Regions from separate parts of the Homo sapiens genome. Here region 2 is linked to region 1. The links are chromatin loops, found by intact Hi-C in ENCODE. Cell type or tissue: GM12878. All regions are shown on one strand. Links, peaks and the distances in the headings refer to the core of each region. The heading gives the core; the rest is flanking DNA.

Evidence for each region. A loop is a pair of places that touch in the nucleus more often than their neighbours do. Peaks named below come from ENCODE experiments on the same cell type or tissue, not always from the same donor. Only the 100,000 strongest peaks of a DNase experiment are listed, where the experiment ranks them.
Region 2: a loop joins it to region 1, with 5 times the contacts of the local background. A loop is called at or near these places in 11 of 110 quality-filtered maps.

Annotation. Positions count from the first base shown.
Region 1 is chr13:28,634,482-28,639,869 of GRCh38, forward strand. No RefSeq gene overlaps it. Among named protein-coding and RNA genes, the nearest start is that of POMP, 22 kb to the right of the region's middle. In GM12878, for the core only: CTCF peaks have their summits at 2,424 and 3,422; DNase peaks (open chromatin) are centred at 2,440 and 3,420; H3K4me3 peaks cover 546 bases; H3K27ac peaks cover 295 bases.
Region 2 is chr13:28,399,352-28,404,739 of GRCh38, forward strand. The region is part of intron 11 of FLT1 (fms related receptor tyrosine kinase 1); the gene reads right to left. Among named protein-coding and RNA genes, the nearest start is that of FLT1, 93 kb to the right of the region's middle. In GM12878, for the core only: a CTCF peak has its summit at 2,338; a DNase peak (open chromatin) is centred at 2,480; H3K27ac peaks cover 1,095 bases.

The DNA of each region.
Region 1 (5,388 bases), core at 134-5,133:
GAAAATTATACATAATTCAACCTATATTAATCTGTTTCATCCCTTTAAAATGTAAAAGAGAAAGCTCCAAACTGAGCAATTGTTACATTCAAATACTCTTTAGAGGGCTTTGTATAGAAGAAGGATTAGATTTCAGAGGGCAGAGCCAGGATAAGTGTGTGCAAATTACAGGGAGGCAGTATTGTACCCCAAATAGGGGGAAAACTGTCTAACGCTTAGGACACTGTTTCTTAAACCTGAGTCATGTACAGACTCCCTAATAGAAAAAATTCTCGCAAATTTCCAGGGTTTACGAATTGTTTTTCTATAACAGTTCTTAGTTATGGACAAACATACAACTAGGTATAAAGTTCTTATGCTTACAGTTATACACATTTACAAATTAAGTTTGTAAACTGAATGTATAAATGTATACATTAAAGACAAGCAAAGCTACAATGTCAACAATATTTAAATAAACAACCTTCTTTTAATGGGAGAGATGATGTTTTGCTGAAGCAAAATCGTCATTCAGAGCATGAATATGGTATCGATGGCTTTTGCCTTGGGCAGTTGTAGACCGCCGTGTGAATTGTGATAACACAAACCAAACACATTTCTTTTTCTGAACCATAGAGAAATCTTCATTTATGAAGTATGCTATAAGGTTACTTTCCTTCACTAAAATTGACATCATGGTTACCTATTAGGACCAATTCTGTTCTTTTTTAATTCACTCCCAATTAAAGTGGATCTACTCTCCTAACACATAAACAAAAATGAGCACTGAAAGATACCTTCTGGTAGCCCTCAGATAAAAAGTGATTACTACATTCGCCAAAACTCATAGAAAATACAATCAGGGTGAACCCTAATGGGAAGGCTGAACTTTAGTTAATGATGTTGTATCAATTTTGGCTCACCAATTGTGACAAATGTACAACACTAATGTCAGATGCTAAAAGTAGAAGAAATTGGAAGCCAGGCATAGTAGCGTGCACCTGTAGTCCTAGTTACTCAGGAGGCTGAGGCAGGAGGATTGCTTAAGCCCAGGAATTTGAGGCTGGAGTGTGAACTGCCACTGCACTCCAGCCTAGGCAACGTGTTAAGACCTCATGTCTAAAAAGGAAAAAAAAAAGTGTGGGGGAGAGGAAATTAGGGATGGAGGGCCAGGGGGTATATGAGAATTCTCTGTGCTTTTTGTTCAATGTCTCTGTAAACCTAAAACCGCTCAGGAAAAGAAGAAGTCTACTAATTTTTAAGAAAGTGGTCACCATAAAGTTCTTATGTATTAGTTCTTTTTAGATTATTGTCCACATGAAAAGACAACTATTTCTAGATCTTGTATGAAACTCTTGTACCTCCAAGAATAATTCTATATATCTCAGGGTCTGTACCGTAGTTTTTAAAAATGCTGAAATTGAGAGTTCAAGAATGGAACGAAGTATTCTAAAAAGTCGTTAGAACTTCTTTACTCAAAGTGTTTCAGAAAATGCCTAGAAGGTCATCTTTTAGAGAAGTTCTTCTAGGGATTTTTGCTTTTGGAGAGAGGTCAGAGCACAGGATCTCTAATTCCAAGATTATATAATTCTACTTGGTGTTTTTTTTTTAAGATTTAGCTTTGAATTCATTTGCTTTTACTGCTACTTTTCACAGACTGTGCAATGGCCCAATGTCAGAACCATGAGGTGATGAAATTTGTAGCTTTCTAAGGTTTTTCTTATTCCCACAATCCTGTTCAAATAGCAACAATTTCATTTAGGCCAAACCAATTGCTAATTTTTGGTCCTGGGAAAGGATAACTAATAAACCTCACATCATTCCAGTGAACCCAGATTGCATTCCTTTCTGATGGCTTATCACATTGCACTCTGGGTTAAATGCCATAGTTATAGCTCCATTTACATATTTGGGTAATCCATTTTCTAAGTGTTCTCTTAAAGAAAACCTAGAAAACGTTTCTATTTCTTTATTCCCTTTGGAAAATATTTCCTTGCAGGAATCTAAGGCTAGAATTGAATCTGTAAAAGGACTCTTGTAATTCTATACTTTTTAAAACCACTGTTTGAATTTTGTTGAATTCACATACGTGCATTTTCGTTTAGTTTTAGCAGACAACACTGCCATGATAGGAGTTGTAACGTCATAGGCATTGAGTAGGTCAAATCTTTTGGCACTGGGTCTAAAGATTTGATTCCTCCAATTGGGGTGGTATTGCTGAACTGCGGTAGAACTGTTTTCCATTAGAAAGTAAAGAAGCTGGGTCCTCGTCATAAATGTGGGTAGCTGAGGGAGGAGTACAGTCACGTTTTCTGATTTTCAGCCTGTCTTTCTCTGCTAGGCAGCATTCGCCCCCTGTCCCATTACATCAGACCACTCACGATTCTGACCTGGAACTTCCAGAAAGAATGGCTGGCTTGGAGGCATGGCTTCTTATCACCACCCACTGTCTGCTCCAAGAACTGCAGGAGCATTTCAAAACCACCAGGGCAGGTGACTCTCCCAACCGCAGAAAGAGGAAATGTACTAGAATAGAAAGAAAGAATAAAACGGAAGAACAAATGAGCATCTGAGGAATACACCTGAAAAATGAATCACCAAGGGAAACCCGTTTCTATCTTTATTTTGATGTTTCCAAAAGGAAACCCGTATTTATAAAAGATCACAACCAAAGTTCAATAGTCTGAAATGAGATGATATTTTCAATATAAAAACAGGATCTACTCATTTTTCTCAATTCATATTAAAAACAGTTGTTTGATAGCATTCCCATGGAGACATGTAAATTTATTTATTTTTTCTAATTGTTATCCCAGTGTGCTCCTGTTTGAAAGCTATTACAAAATTAGGCCGGGCACGGTGGCTCACGCCTGTAATCCCAACACTTTGGGAGGCTAAGGCAGGAGGGTCGCTTGAGCCCAGGGGTTCAAGACCAGCCTGGGCAACATGGCAAAATCATGTCTTTACAAAAAATACAAAAAAAAAAAAAAATGAGCCGGGTGTGGAGGCACATGCCTATATTCCCAGCTACTTGGGAGGCTGAGGCGGGAGGATCACTTGAGCCTAGGAATTCAAGGTTGCAGTAAGCCATGATTGTACCACTGCACTACAGCTTGGACAACAGAGTGAGACCTTGTCTCAAAATAAATAAATAAATAAATTAATTAATTAAGCTATGACAAGGTTAGCATCAATATATTTTTGAAAATAGTAGCAGTCTGAATACAGACAAAACACGCCTCCTTGATTTGAGATTCTGCTTCTTTTTCCACTTTACTGTTAATTCCTTTTTTTTTTTTTTTTTTCATACTTTCACCAGTTTCAGGAAAGGGTGGGTTAGAGTCAGGGGCTTCCTGAAGCTTTTCAGAACAAGAATTCTAATGAAGCAGTGTGTTCAGAGGGGGGTCCCCTGAGAATCATGTTTTGGAACATACCGACCTCATGTGGTATTATCTTTGCTACACTTTGCAGTTTCGTGTGAAACTTATTTTTGGTCTTTAACAAAGCATGTCCATGTTTATCTTAAATGCTGAAAAAGTTTAATAGTTTAAAACAAAACTTTTTAAAATAATTAAATATACAATGAATGCTGAAACATAAAAGTCAGACAGAATGTTACCTTAACAAGAAAGGGCTTCCTAAAGATCAAAAGATTGCTGTTTGTTTTATTTGCTAAAGACAAATAGCAAGTACTTTCACTTTAGGGGATTCAGATTGCTATTGAAGGAGCCTAGGCATTTTTGTTGCCCCACCCCCACCTAGATAAAGGCTTCCTCTACCTCATTCATAGAGTGGGAAACTTGCTTATTGATACTAAAAACATTGACTGCGCATTTAGAAAAATGGAATGCTGACATTTGATTAAAGATAGTATAGGATTCAAGCCAATGGCATTTCTGACCATGTCTTTCAGTCTTACTTAAAATTAGAGGGGAAATAGACACTACCTTGGGTTTTGCCTTATTCTGTGTACGGGTAGTAAGTAATTAGTGCAGCACTGAGCGGGAATGAATTATACTGAGTGCCAGTGCTACCAAGTTCCACCCCCTCTCATGTTGAGTGGGATTTGTTTGTTTTAATTTTTTGTAGAGACAGGGTCTCACTATGTTGATCAGGCTAGTCTCAAACTCTTGGCCTCAAGCAGTCCCCCTGCCTTGGCCTCCCAAAGTGCTGGGATTACAGGCATGAGCCACCACACCCAGGCTTAAGCTGATTTTAATGCCACCTTTAATAAAGAAGAGAAGAAACAGGCTTTTCAAGAATAAAAGCTCTCTTTCCCTCTAAATATTTCCAGATTTGGGTTTTTTTTTTTTTTAAAGTCAGTGATATTAATTAAGTCAGTGATGGACTGCTATGTCAGAATAGGACAAGATGAAAATGTACCCTCAGTCCAATCTAATCTGCAGTGGCCTATAAGAGATGGGTTTGTATAATGGTGGTCCCTTTCTTTACGGGGCTGTTTGCATAAAGCAAAGCAACTTTGGATGATGTAATATCTGGTCATTTCCATCTACAGCTATCATATGGGCCCTATATAGTCCTGCAAAGAGAAATAACAGTTCTTGTCTTGTGCTACCTCGAAATAGCTTCAAAATGTTTGCTGTTTTTTATAAAAACTTCAACAAATATTTATTTTGCACATGGCTAGATCATGATTTCTGGTTTTTGTTTTGTTTTCACCTCATCGTTTGTGGGTTCTCTACCCAGGCAGTATAGTAAAGTTTTTAAGAGCTTGAGCTCTAGAATCAGATAAACTGACTCTCACTTACTTATGTGATCTGAGCAGATTAATGAAGCTTTGTAAGCCTAATTTGCTCATTTGCAAAATGGCAAATATTAGTAGTCCTTCACTTGAAAGGTTGTTGTGAGGATTGAACATGTGTAAGGAGCTCGGCACAGGACTCAGATAGAATCCATCAAATAATAACTTGTTATAATAAAAAAGGACATATGTCCAAGTCCTTAAATCAATTACAAGGAACCTAAAAGACTTTCTGCAGCAGTTGAGGGAAATCAAACACCACTTCTCTTTTCAACTCGCTTCCTTTCTGTTATCAGCTCATGGGATTACATGGCTGTTCTCACCAGCATGCATGTTTGTAAGCAGTCTACAGCTCATGTTGTGAGGGCAAAAGATGGAAGAAGGTCATGAAACAGAGTGACCCTCATCCATATAGAAATGACAAAATATGCATGCAGAACCTATCATTCTTTAAGACTCTAATGAAATCCGGCTAAAGGAAATTACAGTGCGTGATAAATGATATTCCATGATTTCAGGAAATCTTACCAGAAAAACCCAAAAACCTCTCATGGTTGGGTAATGCAAAGATTCTAAAATACCAGATACTCCCCAGATCCCCAGATCATGGCTTTGGATTGTATTGAACCAGCAAATTATTTTGTTTT
Region 2 (5,388 bases), core at 59-5,058, 240 kb before region 1:
AGTAAGTAAGTGAAAAACCCATTTCTGTTGGCTTGGGAGTGTTTGAAATTATGGACAGCATTTATCTGCATCTATGAGTCATGTTTGGGTTTTTATTTAAAAGATTTTGATTTCATTGAACTTAGAGCAACCGAGAACAAGAACTGGGTTTCGTGGCAAGGGAAAATCAAGTCAGATGTATACATTTGCCACATTTAAGACCTGTGTAGGTAACCTGGGAATGGCCGTGGCCATTTTACAAGTCCCCAACAAATAGTCAAATAGGTCCAAATTTATGTATAATCAGAGAATAAAACTGAGGTGCCCCGAAGTGAAATGAATCCGGGTCACAAGATGGAGACAGAAATGTATTGAATTTTTCTTCTTTTGTGTGAATGACACCTTCCAAACAAGACACATTACTCGTAGTCAAGCCTGCCCCAGAAATCATGTCTCCAAAGCTTCTATTAAAATAGAAGCAGAAAACAACGTTGATGGGAGTTTACATTATTTCTTTGTTTCTGCGAACCTTTATGTATGCCTTACAATGCACCAGGCAGCATGCAAGGCACTTTACAGGAATTGTCTCATTTAATCCTCCCCAAAACCCTGTGAGATGGGTATATTACCCTATTCTACAGGTAGGACAACTGAGGTTCCGAGAGATTAGATGATTCACCCAAAGATGCAAAGGACCACAGACAGGCCTGGGCAGAATTTATGCTCAGGTGTGTCTGCCTCCGCGCCTATGCTCCTAATCTCTACACCAGATTGCTTCTCGCCTTGAGACTCTTTAAGTTGAATAACACAGATCTATTGGCAAAATTCTGTCTACACCTTTAATTGAATTTTTCCTTGAGAATACTTCCTTTAATCCGCAGAGATGGGTAACATAAATTAAATACTACTACTATTTACAGAAATACTAGTTGGCTTCTCTGATGACATTTTACATAAGCTGCAAGCTGCTCTTCAACTGTTGTTATGTGGTTTGAAAATATATTTGATAAATACAATGGTTATCACTAAAGAAGAAAAGTTAAAAATAAGGTGAAACATATCCTATGATCAGTTTTATTAAAATTTATCTCATTTCTAGAGTACTTCTCTTTCAGGGGATATATTTTTAAATTATAAATTCAAACATTTTCTCATTAAAAATAAAATTATTTGACAATTAAAATTTAAACTTTATAGGGCCAGAGAAAGGAGCTCAGGTGCAAATTGTAGATCAGTGTAGTCTGGCTGGACTAGAAGGCAGCTTTGCATGAGACAGTGAGTTTCAATGTCTGAGTCTTCTGAATAAAGGAAAAAATCTGTTCCTCAGTCCTTATATCCAAATACTATGGTGTTAAGGGAAAAAAACGAAAATAGCATCACAGTTAGGGCATGCAATATCAACTAAATACTTTCAAAGAGAAAGTAACCAAGAATTTGAGTTGTGCGTTTGAAATTATAATCATTTATTCTATAAGGTATGCAAAAATAAATTCTTAAGGATATCTACTTGTATTAGTGCTATAATTAGTTTTCATTTTCCACAATTGAAAATAAATGAAAGAGGACTGAGGAAGAGAAAAAAGCAGAAGTGCTGAAATAAAATTAGACTATTAGGCCTGATGCGGCGGCTCAGGCCTGTAATCCCAGCACTTTGGAAGGCAGAGGTGAGTGGATCACCTGAGGTCAGGAGTTCAAGATCAGCCTGGCTAACAAGACGAAACCCTGTCTCTACTATAAATACAAAAATTAGCTGGGCATGGTGGCAGGCGCCTGTAGTCCCAGCTACTTGGGAGGTTGAGGCAGGAGAATCGCTTGAACATGAGAAGCAGAGGTTGCAGTGAGCCGAGATCATGCCAAAATACATAAATAAATAAATAAATAAATAAAATTAGACTATCAAATTTTATATTAGTCTTAAAGGACTCATGCTTTCTACTCTTCATTTTTACTGCTTTTGCTTTTTGTGGTGCTTCCAGTTGCCTGGCCTGGCCCTCAAGGATTTACATGTTAGAGACAGATCCTTCAAGCCCATTCTCTAGGCTCTTTGGTATGACCCAGGAATGCTCATAAAACTATCAGCAAGTACTGTAAGTTTGGAGTTTTTCATGTTCCTTCCTTCCTTCCCCTTCACTAAGCATTAGTAATTCGTTACTACAATGTTGTTTGAACCTCACTGAATAGAATGGATGGGCTGATGTGTCATTCAGCCTAATTCCAGCACTCGTTTTTTAAACATCTATATATGGAACACTGATTTTAATCTCGGGATGTTTCTAATATAGCTTCCTTTCAAGTGTTTCACTGAGAAATAAAAGTAGATGTGTAAAGGTCATGGAAGAATCTAAAATTAACACAGGGTGGCACATTTGAGCCAACTGATGGGAAAACAGAACGTGAGATTTAGAAAAAATTGGGGTGTGTGTGGGAACTGAAACACAAGCTGTAATTCTGTGGTTAGGATTCTTGCTCCTGTCATGGATTTGTCTCATACAGGACACATTTCTCAAGGTACACTCAGAAGGATTTCAATGGAAATATTGCTAACACATTAAAATGGTAATGATTCTCCAACCTTACAGAATTAATGCTGTGATAACGTATTTCCTGTGTGTTTTTTCTAACACGGGGTTCCTTCTACTTCCTACTCCATATCTACAAACCTAACAGTTTGGCAACACCACTTAGACAATACGAAAGTGCACATTTGCTACTAGCAACTCCAGTTGATGACTCACTTTTCACAAATCTGGGCCAAAACTCGCCAATAAGGAAACTAAATTTTATTGTCCTCTATACCCTTCCTTAAGTTAAACAAAAAAATACAACAAAACAAAGAAAAAAAATCCAAGGTGCTCCAGCGTGAGTGTGATCGCTGCCCCACTGATCTGTGGAGTAGCATTGCTGGGCAGGCTACCATGTGACGGTGGATAAAGGGATCACCGCAGTCTAAGCTGGGACTTTAATTTGCTTTCTAAAAATGTATAGAAAATAAAAACAGTTTTAATTGTGAAGGAAAAAGCACTGCATATAATTCAGAAACAGCAAAACTTCCATTTTGTCACCATCATATGACAGATACATTTTTTCACACCCACAAAAAGATATATTAGTAGATGCTAAAAGTAAAATTACTAAATTCTCCTAAATTCAAGATATGAACTCAATCATTTTATTTAAAGTCTAATATATTACAATTACAACTGCTAATGGGATATGTACCATATATATAGATATAAAATATATCTATATATATAGAGAGAGAGACTTTGTTTAGTGTGAGTATTAAAAGTTTTTTCAGTGCAAACAATTGTTTAACAAAGTCTTCATTGTATATGATCACAATCAGTTTAGGGAATTGCATAAGGGTACATATGACATTCACTTTACTAAAGTAGTACTTGTATAGGGCTTTCTCATTATGTTATGTTATGTTACTTTACGTTACGTTACGTTATGTTATTTATTTATTTACTTTTTGAGACAGAGTCTCACTCTGTCACCCAGGCTGGAGTGCAGTGGCACAGTGTTGGCTCACTGCAACCTCCACCTCCTGAGTTCAAGCGATTCTTGTGCCTCAGCCTTCCGAGTAGCTGGGATTACCACTACGCCCGGCTAATTTTTGTATTGCTAGTAGAGACGGGGTTTTGCCATATTGGCCAGGCTGGTATTGAACTCCTGACCTCAGGTGATCCGCCCGCCACTTTGGTAGGTGATCGGCTTACCAAAGTGTTGGGATTACAGGCATGAGGCACTGCGTCTGGCCTTCATTATGTTATTTCATTTCATCCTTGTAACAGGAAGTACTAGCTAAGGCAAGTATCATTAGTTCTGTTTTTTTTGGAGGAAAGAACTCAAGCTGAGAGAGGTGAGCTGGTTTGTATGTGGTTATACAGAGAGGAAGTGTCGTAGTTTGACTCCAGGGCTCCTGATGGCAGGTTGGGTAGCACAAGTGCAGAGGTCTATATTTAAAATCTTCTGCGTAACTGTAAAATTACCAGACAATAAATTTGTTTTAAACCTTCATGGAGAAAATCTTGGGACGTTCTTTTATCATGGGCATGTTTTGATACTCCACCTCCACTGATTTTTATAGGTTTTTACATTATATATGGAGTCAAGTTGCCACTTCATGGTTTGGGTTAGCCAGAAACTTCACCTAGCTTTCTCATTTTTCATTTCATTTCCTATTGTATATTTTTGTGGATAGGATACCAAAATAGCACTAGAAGTTACCACTGAAATTAAGCTTATAAATTCTTGTGTTAATATCCGGCAGTTAACAGTACATCCTCCTGACATGGTCAGGAAAAAGCAAAATGAATTGACACAACCAATGAATGGCATCTTGACATTTTTCTAGTACTTTGTGACAACTAATTTGCTGTTCACTGCTAATAAACTGAGGTAGTTTCCTTATTAAAAATATCTGAAGGCCGGGTGTGGTGGCTCATGCCTGTAATCCCAGAACTTTGGGAAGCCAAGGCAGGCGGATCACAGGGTCAGGAGTTCTAGATCAGCCTGGCCAACATGGTGAAACTCCGTCTCTACTAGAAATACAAAACTTAGCCAGGAGTGATGGCGTGTGCCTGTAATCCCAGCTACTTGGGAGGCTGAGGCACAGGAATCACTTGAACCCGGGAGGCAGACGTTGCCGTGAGCTGAGATTGGGCCACTGCACTCCAGCCTGAGCAACAGAGTGAGACTCTTTGTCTCAAAAAAAAAAAAAAGAAAGAAAGAAAGAAAGAACAAATTAAACTTTCAAGTTTATATAACTTCCTCTAAGTATTTCATTAAACTGCTCTCTTATCAATAGCTATACATCACGGACTGTTTTAAAGTACTGCTTATTTCTGTCAGAGAAAAAGAGTTGTAAACCACCTACAGCTACTGCTATAGTTATAAAAACTTCCTAAGTGTTTAATAAGAGACTATTGGTGTTATCATATAAGCTATTGCCACTCTGACTAATTTCTACAGTGGCTTACTTGGCTATAAGGGCATTAGGTTTTGCAAAGGAAAGACTTTGGTTTGAGTCTCTCATTTATACTTTTAAGCTGTCTTTGGGTTAATCATCTTATCTTCCCTGTTTTATCTTTAAAATAGAGATAACCACTCTCATCTGCCAAAGAATGATGGTGACATTAGCATATGTCAAAAAGTTTCACATAATGAAAATTATAGATGTTATTTGTTGTTACTGTTAAATCATACATGAGGAACGATGCCATCTACTTTGTCATCTTCAAGTGCAAAGTGTACGGCTGAATAGATGACATAAGCATACCCACACTCAAGCAGGCAGTGGAATCTGTATTAACAGTCTCTACTCCAAATCAAGAAATATATATGTAAACAGACATGTCAGCAAGGGGATACTTGATATGTTTTTTCTTTTTAAAAGAATCATGG